Regions from separate parts of the Homo sapiens genome. Here region 2 is linked to region 1. Evidence: read pairs that join two places in POLR2A ChIA-PET (ENCODE). Cell type or tissue: IMR-90. All regions are shown on one strand. Links, peaks and the distances in the headings refer to the core of each region. The heading gives the core; the rest is flanking DNA.

What was found. Peaks named below come from ENCODE experiments on the same cell type or tissue, not always from the same donor. Only the 100,000 strongest peaks of a DNase experiment are listed, where the experiment ranks them.
Region 2: POLR2A ChIA-PET joins it to region 1 with 16 read pairs; 1 of 35 experiments calls an interaction of 5 or more read pairs at or near these places.

Annotation. Positions count from the first base shown.
Region 1 is chr1:22,090,025-22,095,024 of GRCh38, reverse strand. It overlaps CDC42 (cell division cycle 42), which reads right to left. Exons shown (of 6, transcript NM_001791.4): 6 at 1-3,597. The coding sequence ends at 3,508. Among named protein-coding and RNA genes, the nearest start is that of CDC42, 40 kb to the right of the region's middle. RefSeq lists a silencer at 4,915-5,000. In IMR-90, for the core only: no CTCF peak of the experiment used is centred there; a DNase peak (open chromatin) is centred at 2,504.
Region 2 is chr1:22,252,015-22,262,727 of GRCh38, reverse strand. It overlaps LOC107985377 (a long non-coding RNA gene), which reads right to left and starts at 10,163. Exons shown (of 5, transcript XR_001737789.1): 1 at 10,054-10,163; 2 at 9,795-9,899; 3 at 7,686-7,809; 4 at 6,370-6,411; 5 at 4,761-5,069. RefSeq lists enhancers at 907-1,533, 7,208-8,110, 8,111-9,015. In IMR-90, for the core only: no CTCF peak of the experiment used is centred there; no DNase peak of the experiment used is centred there; H3K27ac peaks cover 893 bases; H3K27me3 peaks cover 987 bases.

The DNA of each region.
Region 1 (5,000 bases), core at 1-5,000:
CAGCAAGGACTAAGTTTCAATCCTTCTTGAGCAGGGCCCTTGTTTTGCGAGTTTCTTAGCACCCAGCACCAAAATAACCACTAATTTACCTCACAAATGGAAGAAGAAAAGGAAAATAGTCCAAACCTAACAAGTCAAAGAAGTACCACTATTTAAGCATTCTATGAAGGTAACAATTATGATAGCACAAATTTAGTGACAACTTGCAGGGCAAAAGGAGAAAAAGTACTACTACATTAAATGTACACCAATGTTAACAGGTATCCTAATTACAATATGAAAATGTGAGAAAAATACACCTCAGAATGAAGGAAATATTACAATTGTTCTTTTAAACCACAATCCTTTTCTTCCCCTTTAGAATACACTCCCCTTGTGGCATAAAGTCCAGCTTGAAGAACATCGCTTTAACTATAAAATCTATTTCTGGCCGGGCGCGGTGGCTCACGCCTGTAATCCCAGCACTTTGGGAGGCCGAGGCGGGCGGATCACGAGGTCAGGAGATCGAGACCATTCTGGCTAACACGGTGAAACCCCGTCTCTACTAAAAATACAAAAAATTAGCCGGGCGTGGTAGCGGGCGCCGGTAGTCCCAGCTACTCGGGAGGCTGAGGCAGGAGAATGGCGTGAACCCGGGAGGCGGAGCTTGCAGTGAGCCGAGATCGCGCCACTGCACTCCAGCCTGGGCGACAGAGCGAGACTCCGTCTCAAAAAAAAAAAAAAAAAAAAATCTATTTCTAGGATGTTCAGTAAAACACTTATAAATAGCAATAATATATTAACATCGTATTAAATACTATAAATTCTGACACAAACTAAGCCTGTAAGGACTATTTTCAATAACCCTTTCCAGCCTCTAAATCATACTCCCTGGAGAATATCACTCACCTTCTAAGCCACGACTATAAGCAAGTTTGTTACGTCAAATAGAAAACAATATTTAAATGGAAAACCTAAGCTGCATCCACTTGCTACCCAAGTTCTTCTGACATGCAGAAATCAATCTGAAAATATTTAAGAAAACATTAGCTTCAATCAATCCCCATCATCCTTGTTCTTCTGATACACGGATAATTCGTTGACACAACTGTATGACCTGCTTTATTTCACTTACTCATTTATAAAATAATATACCCATCCAATGACTACTTCTAGAGCCATATCATGTCAAGCATTGCTTTAGGACAAAGATATAGCAATAGTCAAGGACCTATACGCCCCTGACTACACTAAGGATACATATGTCCCTGCTTTCCAGGGTATCACATGATCCAGGTATCTCTCCCTAGTATAGTCAACAAGGAATAAATAAGATGCATTTCTTGGTTAGAACTGTTAAAGCTTACATCTGCCTCTTCCTAACCCCTTCTCAACCAACCCAGCTTAATTCTAGCACAGTATGCAAATCATGCCAAACATGACTCCATGCAGAGAACTATCAAAATGAGGCCACAGTGTACCAACCTTAACTGATTTTAAGGGTTCTTAGTTTCTAAGATTCTCATGCAGATCAGTATAATGTCCTAAAGGTAAATAAACCTTTCTTGCTACCTAAAGAAAATGTATCCCATATTCAGATTCGCAGCACAGAACCTGTATTCTGATAGTAGTAGTTTGAGATAACCAACTAGGTGTGGTGATTCCCAAACTTGGCTACATTTTAGAAATGCCTGGAAAACTTAAAAATCACATTGTTCAAGCTGCACTCCAGTTGGAGAACCACTGATGCAGAAAACTTGGGGGAAAATGAGCTGCTTTTCAATGATCTATGGATTAAAGGTACACTGACATTTCCTTCCACCATGAGCAGTGAGCTTCCTGAACACTGCTTCACTAAGAATTATTATGGACCTACTTGGTATTTAAGGGAAGGGTCAAACTTAGAGGAGAAAGCACAAACCTGAACATATAGAGGGCTAAATATTATCTCAAACTAAAATGCCAGAAAATAAAAATAATAAAGCTTTAAAATTTTATCCCAAAGTTTGTTAGAAATTGATGTTATCAAGAGTCAAATTCCCACTCCTCAATATCTGAAAAGTAAGAGACGGAGGGAAAATAACAACCCTCAGGCTGGCTTGTGAAGGGTTTTTGTTTGTTTAATACATCTGAAAAGAATGCATATACAAAGAATTGAGACATGAGAAAGCATTGGTTCAACACTAATGCATCTACAAGAATTAGGTTTGGGAAGGTGGGAAAGATTACCTCAACATTTTTAAAAATTGGAAACTGCAACCAAAATAAGCTGAAAAAATCCCTATTAACACTTAAGAAGAGTCTGCATTAAGAGTCTTTCCATGATTTTTATTAAACTAGAGAGCCTCACCTGGCTGCTCTAGGGTTCCTCATATGCAAAACAGAAATAAGGGGATTCCCCTGACTGGTCCCCATGTTGTTAAGTGTTCTCCCCACCCCCACCCTACCCCCAGCTTCTTAATGAAGCAGGCCTCCATCCTCCTAACTTGAGAGGATGTGAATCATTCCACAGATGTCTGTCTTCTAGCACCACCCCTCGTATTTCCTCTACATAACAGGTCTTCAGCTGCATTCTAGGAACACCATATACTACTGAGCTGCAAATCTATGCTAAGCATATAAGACAATGACTGAAAGGGAAAAAAATTTTTTTAATTACAAACTCAATTCATTTGGTGCATTTCAAAGGTGCAATACTTTTCTTCATTTATCAGTGAAAGAAGTTAGAAATTAACTTCCCAAAAAAATCAGCAAATGGCAAACAAATGTCCTTGAAAGTCACAGTCACATATAGTGCGTCCTAGAAAAGAGGAGGGGCAAGATGGGCTCCACCCACTTTCATGAGTTTCATCAAATACTGGATCTACTCAAGGGTGGAGAGAAAAGGCAACTTTCAAAAAGGAGTATGTTATTAAATGAGGCATTTACTATACTCCTTCCTAAGAGCACCAGATGGGGAACATGTTTTCTAAACTAGATCTAGGAAGTGGAATGTGGAATCAATCCGTCCTCCTCCCCTTAAGGGCTAACCACTGGTTAATGAATTAAAAAAACAAGACTAAAAAACAAACCCCACACACACTCCCCCCCAAAAAAAAGAGGAGGGAAAAAAACAAAACAAAACACTAAGATGTCCCAGATTACTCTCCAGAGTGGAACCAGGGAGCAGCTTCAACAATTCCAATTAGTCTGTTACAGAGTCATCCACAAGCATGCCTTGCTTTTAAACAACAAAAAAAAAAAAAAAAAAAACACACACACACAAAAATTTTTTTTTTGAAACAACAAAAAAAAATAGTACTAATCACTTTTCTGACAATACAATTACTCAAAATTAACTAGTACTGGGAGGGGGAAGGGGGGGGCCATACCTATGGGCCTTGTCTCACACGAGTGCATGTGGGTAGGTGCAGGGCATTTGTCATTATTGCAAAAACGAATTTTAATTTTTAATCTTTAGTTTGATTTAAACATTGCTTTTAGTATGATGCCGACACCAGCTGTGCAGAAAGGGCTCTGGAGAGATGTTCATAGCAGCACACACCTGCGGCTCTTCTTCGGTTCTGGAGGCTCCAGGGCAGCCAATATTGCTTCGTCAAATACATTCTTTAGGCCTTTCTGAAAAGGGGTAGAAAGAAAAAATGGGCGGTCTGATTTTCAGTATAATAAAGTTGGAGTTCAAATTTAAAACATTCAAACCCCCAAGAGTTGGCAAAGAAAGAAACATTAAAAACAACCCTGAATCTCAACACAATAATCTCACTTCACCAAGATTTGTCCAGGGCACTGGAAGGATTCAGCAATTCAGGAGCAGAGGAGCAGATATTCATGAGTGAGACAGTGGTCCTTTGAGAAAGCTTTGCGCAGACCAATGTATGTCACAAGAAGCAAACAAGCACATGTGTCATTTGCTCATTCAGTATGAGTTTTGTAATGTGCTGCTGAAACATTTTACATAAAAACAAGGGAAGCAGCTCTGCATTCAAATGAAACAGCTGGATATGAAACAGAGGACTGAGAGGACGGGCACGGGTCAGTGGCATCCTTATTCTATGGAAGGCACAGGCAAAGAGAGAGAGAGGGTGATTATGGTAGCTGCAAAGATAGTCACTTTGAACTCCCTTTATCCCACCAGTTAGACAGAGTCAAGGAGATTCAAGGGAGCAAAAATGTGGGTACCTGATACATACGTAAAATTAGAGCCAGTCAGTGCAACAGGAATAAAGCTTCATCAGGCATTTATACAAACGGTTGTATATTTTTAATTTCAAAATTTGAAGGTAACCACAATTGTATATTTCCCTCACAATAAAATCAGAAGCAGGAAAATATAAAGGTGGCAGCTTTACATCTCAGCATTAACAAACTGTAAGTCAACTGTTTAAATGGATGTTATTCTTAAAAGATAATGTAACAAATGAACTCATAAAGCAGTAGCAGATACATCAATATCTTCCCCACCCCAGACTGACAAATACTCCACTACAGCACAGACAGCCAAAGCAACAGCAACACAAAGTTTCACCGCACAAAGGAAAACCAGAAAAGAATCCTCCCTTCCCCATTACACTCTACTAGGTCACCCCTTTTCCATAAGGTTTGTCATGCAATTACAATTAACAATTGATCATAAGAGTAAAATGATGTTTGTGTTACTTTCTCCATCTAGAACTAAGATCTAGAAGTGTTAAAACTCTTGTTATTTTCTCCAAGAGGACATTCTTAAAGCCAGACCAAGTTCCCTTTTGCAATAGTAATCCAAACCAAAAAGCTCTGAGCATCAGGCAACTCAAGCAGCAGAACGTTAAAACAAGTCCAACTTGACTACTGATCACAAAAAATTTATATGATATTGCATTCTTGATCAAAAACTAATACAGAGGTTGCTCTAAGGTGGTGAGTAAAAAGACGCAGAGGCTTTCAAACAGGATGGTTTTATTCCTTTGTTTTTAAACGATCTTTCTACAGTAGTGGGACAGGAAGCAGCAGCAAAGAAGGGAAGGAGAAAACAGTTTAGAATA
Region 2 (10,713 bases), core at 3,112-8,111, 160 kb before region 1:
GCTGGTAGGACCATCTGGTCTGAGATCAAAGGGGCCGCAGGCAGGCGCTACCCAGGAACCTGGGCAAGGCAGCCCTTATCTCTCCTAGGCTGGGGAACTTTCCAGACTCAGGGCATCAGCAGCCCAGTGGGGCAGGAGGGCAGTCCACAGGGCGTGGGAACAGACTAAGGGTCCCTGTGAGTGGCATGGAGAATGTAAAAGTCAAGCCTGAGAGTGGAGACAGGCAGAAGTGGTCAGTAGCTCGTTTTTAGGGTTTGCTACCCCACATCCCCCTCATCTTGCCCTGGCCTCAGCCTGCTGTGTGACCTGGGGCACAGCACTTCACTTCTCTGAGCCTTGGTCTCCTCTCCCGCCAAGTGGGAACCACACTGACAGGTGGGAAGATCCGAAGGTTCAAGACCCATAGGACACTGGTGGGTGCTTGGTCCTAATAAAAAAGATGTTAGTTACCATTTATTGAGCACAGGCCCTTCAAGTGCATTATCTCTTTCAGTGCGCACAGTCCCCTGAGAGGGCCTTACCATCATCCACCCTCTACAAAACACTGATTTTCAAAGAGGTGAGGAAATTGCCCCAAATTGCACAGGTGGCTAGTAAATGTTGCTATTTTCCTCCTATTATATTTTCGCTGAACTCACAACAGGCCCCAAACCTCCATCCTCCCACCACAGCCCATCCTGCCAGGCCAGTAGCATGATCTTTACCTGGCAGCTCATTTCTTTCATTCACCTAACAATAGTTATCCTGAGTAACAATTATCAGTGACTCGTGCGTCTTAGCCTTGATAATAACTAGCAGGTGCTGAGCCCAGGTACTGAGCCAAGTGCCCTGGAATCTTTGTGATAGTCCCATGAGATTGGAACTGCGCTATGAGTGGGGAAATTGAAGCTCAGAGAGGGGCAGAGGCTCCCCCAGGGCCACACAGCAAGCTGGTGTCACAGCGGAGGCTGCCAACTCTGGCTGCCTCTCCATAAGCACTAGGGGCAGGGTGGGAATCCTGGGAGTGGCCTCATAAGGCCCAACATTGTGGACCCCAGCCTTAGCTCGGGGTGGGAGTCCAAGGAGGCAGGAAAAGGTGGAAATGGTGAGATCGGGAGGCCAAGCGTGAGTCTATTCATGAGGGAGAGGAAAGGAGAGAGGCATCTCCCCACCCTCACCCACCACCTCCTGTCCCTCAGCCCCACCCCTGCCTAGGCAACCTAAACTCCCAGAAAGCACTGCTTCTGTCTCTACCACCCCCTGCCTTGTAGGGAAGGCCCAAGTGGGAGGAAAGGGCAGCCACAGGTGTGGGGGGCAATGGTTGCAGGAAGTCCACGCTGGAAATGCCCCCCTTCTGGCCCAGCGGAAAGGCCCCTTCCCCGGGGAAGCCCTCGCCGAGGCCCACATCTAAATAACCCATTCTCTGCAGATGGTCAAGAGGTTGCTTCTAAATTCCAAGCCTACCATGCCCTCCCCTGCTTACAGCTCTGTCTTACAGCCCCCCATTGTTACCAGTATGAAGAGTGAAGTTCCTCGGCCCAGCATTCAAGGCTCTTCGGGTTCCAGCCCCACTTCTCACCACTTGCTGCACACCTGCCACACACCTGCACGCACACCTGCACGCACACCTGCCACACACCTGCACGCACACCTGCCACACACCTGCACGCACACCTGCACGCACACCCGCCGCACACCTGCACGCACACCCGCCGCACATCTGCACACACACCTGCTGCACACCTACATGCACACTTGCCGCACACCTGCACGTACACGTACACACAAATGCGCACACACTGTGCTCCAATCAGACCCAACTTCTGTTTCTGGAACATACTTCCCTCTGTCTCACCTCTTGGTCTTTGTGCTCTTCTCCCTGCCTGGAACATCCCATCTATTTACAACCTGAGTCTAGACTGGAACACAGGCTCCAGGAAGGCAAGGACAGAATCTTTGCTGCTGTATTCCTAGTGCAGAGCCTCAACTAGAGGAGGATTTGGGTATGCAAACAATGCAGGACTCATGAGTGAATCAAGAACTGCCCAGAATCTTCTTCCTATAAATGTAACAGAGCCTAAGAGACAATCATTAATCCCTGCACTTTCCAGAGTCTCCCCAGATAAAAGAATTCCAATTCCTTTAGCGTTTCCACATTTTCCACAATAGAACCCTGAGCTTCCAGTAGAGTAAATGAATAAGTGAGTGAATAAATGACTGGATGAATTCATAAGTGAGTGAGTGAGTTAGAGAGCTAGAACAAGAAGCAGAGATTTGTTGAAACAATGAAGTATATGGCTGAATAGAGAGATAAATGAGTGAATGGGTGGAAAGGAAGGAAAGGAGGAAGGAAGGGAGGGAGGAAGGGAGGGAGGGAGGGAGGGAGGGAAGGGAAAGCGGAAGAATAAACCCATCGAGGGAAGAGAAAACGGAAGAATAAACCCATCCAGGTGGAGCGGCACCACCTGCAAGGTCAAATGCAGAAGAGTCACGTCATTGCCCTGCAATCCACAAGCTTCCAGGAGGCTCTATACAGTTGGCAAGCGGTGGCTCAGGGTCCACCCCTGGCCCACTGCCTGTTTTTGTAAATAAAGTTTTATTTACAAAACCACACCCACATCCATTCATTTATGTATTGTCTGTAGCTGCTTCCAAGCTACAGTGGCAGAGTTGAGCAGTTGCAACAGAGATAGCAGGATGACCCGCAAAACCTGAAATATTTACTATCTGGCCCTTCCCAGAAAATGTTTGCCTGCCTCTCTGGGAGAGTCTCATGCACGAAGGACCTGAACTGGCATCCTGCCTGGAGTACTCCCAGCGCCAACTGGAATCCTCCTATAGTCTTCAAAGGGTACCCAGCTTGCACACCTCTGGGACCGGGTCCTCACGACCTCTCCAGGCAGCGCCTCCGGCTCTAGGGCAGCTCAGGCTCTTCTTTCTGCTGAGTGGAAATGTTGTCCTCCTTGTCACCACCCCCATCCCGACCTCCCGCCTGGAGCACGGGTGTTTACCCCGACCTCTGCCCTGCGTCCAGCTCCCCGCCAGCCAGGACAGCTCAGGCCCAGCCGGATACGATTCTCAACCAGGGAGGCAAGTGAGTCACCGAGTCCAGAGAGGGGACATCTGCTGGGCTCTGGTTCTCAGCTAATCTCACTAATTCTGTGTGAGGGGCCCAAGCCACCCCTGCTGCCTCTTGTTTGCATTCGGGCCTGGCGTGGAAGCCTGGGAGGAGATTCCCTCACTCAGAATTCTGGAGTGTTTGGACCCCCATGTTTATTTCAACTTCAGTTTTGTCTTTAGCCCCTGGGATGATTTCCCAAAAGAGCCAGGGCCTAAGAGGCTCTCTGACCTCGACGCGGGACTGTGCGCTGGGAGGCAGAGCTGTTCTCATTTGACCCCCACGCGGATTCCTAGCCCCACTTTACAGACAAACACACACAAGTTGTCCAGTTTCTGGCCCTGGGTTCCTGCCTTCTTGTTGCCTTCTCTAGAGCCTTCCAGAATTATCCAAGAACCACACAGAGCCTCTGTGGGTGGCTTTGGACCCATTTCCGCTGTGCTCCACTGATGCCTGGCTGGTGCCTGGAGGAGACTTAGCACAGCGGGGACCAAACACGGTGTCCTGGGGTGGCCATGGTCTCTGCCAAGACAGAAGGCAGCAGCTGCATCCTCATAGACATCCCAAGGCCCCTTCCCCGAAGTCAACACCCAGCATGGCAGGGCAGGACTCCTTGGCCCCACCTCACAGATGTGAAGACTGACACTTCTGGACACGGAAGGTCTGGAGTCTAGAAGGCTTCCTTCCCCGTAGATTCTAGGTCGTGTTTGTTTTCTTTCCTCTCTTCAATGTGTCCATTGCCTCTGTAACTATGACTACATGGAAAGGACCCACAGACGTGGGGGAGAAGAGGAGGGAGAAAGGAATGAATGAGAACAGCCTAGCAGTTAGGAACTCAGGTTCTAGAATCAGACTGGCTGGGTTCAGAGCTGACACCGCCACTCACTCACCAACAGAGCCCCACTTTCCTCATCCATCAAGTGGGGTGCATAAGGCTATCTCATGGCCTTCTGAGGGTGAAATGAGGTCATGTGCAACAAACGCCGGCCCAGAGTCTGGCACAGGCCAGTGGACGCCCCTTCCTTCCTCTAGACACAGGGGGTTTCTAGTTCTTGTGTGTGCTTATTTGTTTGTTTATTTGAGACAGGGTCTTGCTGTGTCGCCCAGGCTGGAGTGCAGTGGTGTGATCCTAGCTCACTGCAACCTCAACTCCCAGGCTCAAGCCATCCCTCCACCTCAGCCTCCCGAGTAGCTGGGACTGCAGGCACATGCCACCATGCCCAGCTAATTTTTAAAAATTTTTTGTAGTGACAGGGTCTCGCTATGTTAACCAGGCTGCCCTTGAACTCTTGGGCTGGAGAGATCCTTCTGCCTTGGACTCCCAAAGTGCTGGGATTACAGGCGTGAGCCACTGTGCCTGGCCGCCCTGGCTATTTAAATCCAGGGCATGATCTTGAGCCGCAGCGTGATGCTATTTCTAATCCTTGTTGGTACAAAACCCGCTGTGCCATCCCCAGCCCAGCCCAGCCCAGCAAGGTCCAGCCCAGGCCTTGCCGCCGTGGGAGCCTACCTGGCCTGCGGCTGCCCCGTGGCGTCACCTGTGCACATTAATGAAAAATTCACGGTGCGGAGCAGAGCCAGGCCAGACCAGGAAATTGGAAAGTCGCGGGCGCCTTACCTCAGCCCGGCCGCACACTCTCTGCTTTTATAGCTCCACGTGTAATAACATAAAAGCATAATTTATTAAAGTATCACTTTAAGTGGGGATGGCAGGAGGGGGTCCATGCCCAGGGAGCTGTGAGTGCCATATTGACCGGAGATGCCAAGGGCGGGGGGCAGGGCAGAGCCTTGGCACTCCCCCGCCCACTGTCACAGCACAGCCAGCTGGGAGGGCCGGGGAAGGGTCCAGGAGCCAGGAGAAGCCACATGCAAAGGCAGAGCCTGGAGGCAGGAGCTGAGCGGTATGGCTTTGAATCCTGGCTGTGCGGCCTTGGCTGGGTCGGCTGCCGTCTCTGAGCGGCAGTTTCCTCATCTGTAAATGGAAGGATTTTCTCAGAGGCCCTGAGCCCCTCCTCAGCGGCTCTCCTCCTAGGACTGTTCCTCCCAGAGCGAGAAAGACCTCCAGGCCCTGAGCCGTGCCAGGAAATGGCCCTAGGATTGCCTCATTAAACACGAAGGGCTATTTACACTGGAGAAACAAATATTTATCTCTGGATCGAGAAGGAGGAAGGGCTTTGGAACCCCAGTCTGGCTCAGCCCTGCCTGGTAGGAGGGGGAGGAGGAAGGGGCAGGGGGAGGGTGCAGCCCCTGAGAGGACAGGAACAGGGCTGGGAGTCATGCAAACCCGGGTTCAAATCCCAGCTCTGCCACCACCCAGGGCAGGGTCCTCATGCCCCTGTGCCTCTGTGTCCTCCCTGGAAACATGGTCCTAAGACCACCCTGACGTCTCAGGGCAAATGAAGGTTCAGTGCCTGGAACAGGGTAGGAGTCCAGCTATGGCCGCCTCTATGCCAGGCACTGGGCAAGCGCTTGTGATCCTGCAGGGAAGAAGGCAACAGGTAGCAGGTATTTCTATTAGAGAAAAAAAGGCGTGCAGGGAGAAGGTCTCACGGGGTAACCTACAGAGCTCTGAGGAGCTGGCAGCACCGGGGAATGGGACATTCAGCACACCTCCTGCAGAGGGTCAAATAAATCGATCAATATGCCCCCGACGACTAGACGCACAGCAGCGCTCTCCTGGTTTCACAGGCCCACTCACCCTAAGGGAAAAATGGCTGGGCCGCCACATGGGGAACAGGATGCAAAATTTCAGAACTCAAATTCAAGAGCATCTTTTTTTTTTTTTTTTTGAGACAGAGTCTCTCTCTGTCACCCAGGCTGGAGTGCAGTGGCCTGATCTCAGCTCACTGCAACCTCCGCCTCCCTGGTTCAAGCGATTCTCCTGCCTCAGCCTCTTGAGTAGCTGGGACTACAGGCGCGTGCCACCACACCCGGCTAATTTTTTGTATTTTTAGTAGAGACAGGGTTTCACTGTATTAGCCAGGATGGTCTCGATCTCCTGACTTCATGATTCACCTGCCTCAGCCTCCCAAAGTGCTGGGATGACAGGCACAAGCCCCCGCACCCAGCCAAGAGCATCCATTTCTACTCTGCATGGAGTCTGGGTGCCGAAATGGGAGAATTTCTGGAATCCAGCCAGTTTCCTCCACCTGCCACCCTTGTCCAGGCCACCATCCTCTCCTGCCTGGATTATTTTGGAAGCCTCCTGGCTGGCCCCTTCCTCTGCCCTTGCCCCCTACAGTCCTTTCACAGCAGCCTGTGTGTTCTTGCACCTTGGTAGCAGCTGGGGTTGTTGACGGTGGCTGAGAAGAACCCTATGAAATGGACAGAAAACGGGGTGATCAGATGTGGGAAGAATTCACTGCATGGGAGAAGCATCATTGGTACACCCTGGGAGAAGCTGCAAGGGGCCCAGCGTCAGGGCTTCTATGAGGGGCCGTTTAGCATCTCTGTGGGCCTGAGGCACAGCGTGGGCCCGGAAGACCCCAGAGGGTTGCACACACCAGAACACCAGCAAGCTCAGGGTGTGAGCAGACCAGACGGGTCAGACAGGAGCAAAGGCCTTCCCCAGAGCTCCGGGGCTGAGCAGCCACCCTGCCTGCCAGACCTTATTTATCTAACATTGTGGTTGTTGAGTTTGATGTTTGTGGAAATGATTCTGGGGCTCTCCTCCCACAGAGCTCTGGACCCACTGAGAACTTGAAAGTGACATTCCTCAACCCAGCTAAGGGTAGGGTGGGAGCCCAGCCAGAGGAGAGGGAAGGGAAAGCTAGCTGGAGACAGGGCAGGGCGACACGGTCAGTGTCCCAGCAGGAAATAGCCTCACAGAAAAGGGATTTACAGTCCCGGCACTGTGGCTCACGCCTATAATCCCAGCAATTTGGGAGGCCAAGGAGGCAGGATCACTTGGGGCCAAGAGTTCAAGACCAGTTTGGCCAACATAGTAAGACCCTGTCTCTATTTAATACATTTTTAAATAAATAAAACCCCGCCACTGTGGTGTGGGTGGGGTTAAGAGGAACCCATCAGCAATTGTGCTGCACCCAGGGGCTAGTAGGAGTGGAAAGCTGCTACCACCCTCAAGCCTGAAGGGGGAGGGGTAGGAACAGTTACTAGAACCCAGAGAGGATCTGTGTCCAGAGCAGGAGAGGGACAAAGCCAGTCCATGGCAACTCAGCAGGGAAATAATTCCTATGACCCACTTCAGCTCTCACCCCCCCAGTTCGCCAAGGCCAACCAGAAACCAGACAACAAGGGGCCCAGATGATGCCATCTGGGGTTGTCAGGTCCCAGAGCCCAGGGCAGGTCTGGGGAGAGGGGCAGGGTGAGTCTGGACGGGCCAGCAGCTCTCACAGGCTCTAGGAATTATCCTTCTGCAGGTGGAATTTGAGCAGGGCCTACTGTGGGCTCACATTTTCTTCGTTAGCCTTGACCTAAAGTTCCAGGCATCCCAAAGACCCCTAGCAGCATGCGCCTCCGTTGCCTGCAGGGACTAGGTAAAGGGGTTCTAAGCTCTTCCTTGCAGTGGACAAAAAGCACAGGCCACTGTGGGGGTAGGACAGTGGGCCACCTCCCTGCCTTTGCTCACCGTGTGCCTTCTCCCGGGCTCCTCTCTCTGCTTCCCTGCAGAAACCCTGCTCCTACTGGAAGGCCCAGCTCCAGGGCCACTCACTCTTCCTCTAAGTTCAAGTGTGAGGCCTCTCAGGGGAAAGCTGATGGGGAGGAGGGGCGAGTGGTGAAAAAGGCCAGAGTTGGGGTCGTCTCCAGCCTAGCAATCCCGCCCCCTACCCCATCAGACCTACTACCTCTTGCCCAGATGGGGCACTCGGCTGTTTGGTGACAGTGGGCCCCAGCAGCCCCTCCACCTCCCCACAGAAGCCAGTTCTCCTTCTGAAACCCAAATCTGTGCCCGTCCCACCCACTACCCTTGACCCTCTAACCCCTTCCCATTCCCTTCAGGAGCAAACCAGGCTCCCCAGGCTGGTGGGCTGGACCCCCACAATCTAGCCCTGCCTGCTTCTCCATGGCTGCTCCCCCAAAACACAGACATATCCCCTTTCCCTTTCGCAGAGTCCCCTACTTTTCTAAAAGTGGCTGCAACTCAGGATTCTTTCTGTCCAAGCACCCTCCACCCCTCAGCCTGACCCAATGCTTACTTAGCCCATAGCAAGTGCTCTTCAAGGGCTATTTGTATCGGAAACACTGACCTGGGAGAGCTGAATTCTGGTCCCAACCTGCTCCCACTCATTTGTTCAGACATGTCCCCTCCCTGCCCCTAAGGCTTGGGGTCCCCATTTGTACAAGGAAGGGCATGAGCTGGGAGCCCACCAGCTTGGAAAAATGCAAGTGTCTCCTCTCTCTCTGCTTGCCTGTCTCTCTCTTTCTGTCTCTTTCTCTCTCTCTCTCTCTCTCTCTCTCTCTCACACACACACACACACACACACACACACACACACACACACACACACACTGCCCATGCCAGCCTCTCCCCGGGACATCGGGCTTCTCCGTGGATTGAATTACCAACATTTCATCGGTGGGAGGAGGGGAGGTGGGGCAGGGGAAGGAGCTGTGAATTCCGCGCACTGAGCCTGTCCCCGCAAGGCCTGGACCAAATGCCACAGCGTGTCTGTGCCCATCTGCCTCTGGGCGGGGTATGGGTGGGGGTGGAGGTGCAGGCAGGGAGGGGCTCCCTAAAACTAGAATGCCAAAGAAAAGACACCGAGGGATCACACAGACTCACACACACTCTTTCCCACGGCCACTACTGCACATGCATGCATTCACGCATGTGCACGTGCTTAAACACACATGCATCTCCTCCACACACAGTCTCTCACATATGCGATCGTCCTTTTTATTTATTCAACAAATACCCATTGAGCCAGTTTGCCATGACAGCCTTGCTCTCCATCTCTCTTTTGTGAAACAGGCCCCCACATTTGGTCACACCCGCACACACACCCACGCCCTCAGTCGCTCACACAAACTCACACATCCCAAGGCTGGAGCTGCAGCCTCCTTCCAGAGCCCCGGGAGGGCCCTTGCAATGTGTTCACACGATGGTCAAAGCCAAAAAGAGAAATAAAAATCAGTAGTACAGGAATGTGCCAGGGAGTTAATTAATAAAAATATTATGATTTTTTTCTGGATTTGGTAATGTTTGTGGTATTTGTCAGCTTAAAAATTGAGTAATTCGTTGTGGTTTCTTTTCTCGTTTTAAAGTCTCTTTAGTATTTGTCATTTTGCATTCCTTTTAATAAAGAAAGTCCCCAAATTGAAGACATCTTGGCCCTTACCAAGCCTCACCCGCCTCTGCAAACATACAAATATTCAAACAATCACACCCACCCTGTCTCACACTCACACTGTTGCACATGAGTTCACACTCCCACACATTCTTATAAATCAAAGACTCGTCACACATGACCCAGTGTGCACGAGGCTCACCTACCTGCCCGCTGCAGACAGGCAGCCCACCCAGGGCACCCCCGGCCAGGCCCGACCTCAGGGCAGACCAGACCCCATCTCTCCAGCCTCCCAGGCTCCTGGCCTCTGACTGCAGACACTTGGCACTCCCTTGCCTACGGCCAGCTCCCAAAAGCCCCACAGCTGCTTGCCACAGACGCCGACCACTCACCCTCCCGCTCCAACCCTGGAACTGGACCATAAGCCACACACCCTGATTCTTTCTCACCTTGGACCCTCGGATGCTCCATGCCCAATGCCGCCTCAGCAGGTAACCACTGAAACCCACAGAATGTTCTGGAGTTTCCTTGGAGACCTTGTTGCCCATAGGTGGCTGGTATGGAAAAGAGGATATAAGAATTGGAATTGTACAGCCTTTCCTGGGTTCAAATCCTGACTCTAACGCCTGCTCTGTGCTCATGGGCAAGTGAGCACACCTCACTGAGCCTCAGTTTCCCCATCTGTAAAATGAGGGGCAATCATCTTACCTTAGAGGCATGTTGGGAGGATTAACTGAGCAAACACAAGCAAAGCACAGAGCGAGAGCCCAGTGCACAGTAGCGGTCATTACCACTTTTCTTCTCCACGACAGCAGGAAGGTGAGGTTGGAGCCCCGTCCCCTCGGGACTGGCCCCTCCTCCAGCCCCCAGCCCAGTCCAGCCCCCTTTCCCTGTTGCCTCAGCCACATCGCCCTCTCGGCCACCCGAGTGTTAGGATCCCAGCGCACCTGCTTCCAAGGGCTCTAATTTCCTGTAAGTGTAAGAATTCAGGTCAGACACGGCCCGCGGCCTGCAGCCCCCCTCCCGGCGGAAACCATAAATAACCCAGCTCCGCCAGCCTGGCCCAGGCACGAGACTTTCCCTCCTTACCCACTGTGCCAGGCAGGTACAGCGATTTCCATTCACACACAGGGAAACTGAGGCCGTAGAGAGGAATCTGAGTTTGAGATCCTGACCAGTGCACTAGAAAAAACTTCCATCAAAATATGCCCTTCCCACGCCCCCTGCCAAACAAATACCTCTCCTCTAATTCCCAACTGGCCAGTGACTTACACCTGAAATCTGCCCATTAGTGTGGGGGAGCCAACAACCTTTTCCTCTAAGGGCCAGAGAGAAAATATTTTAGCACTTGAGGGCCAGACAGTCTCT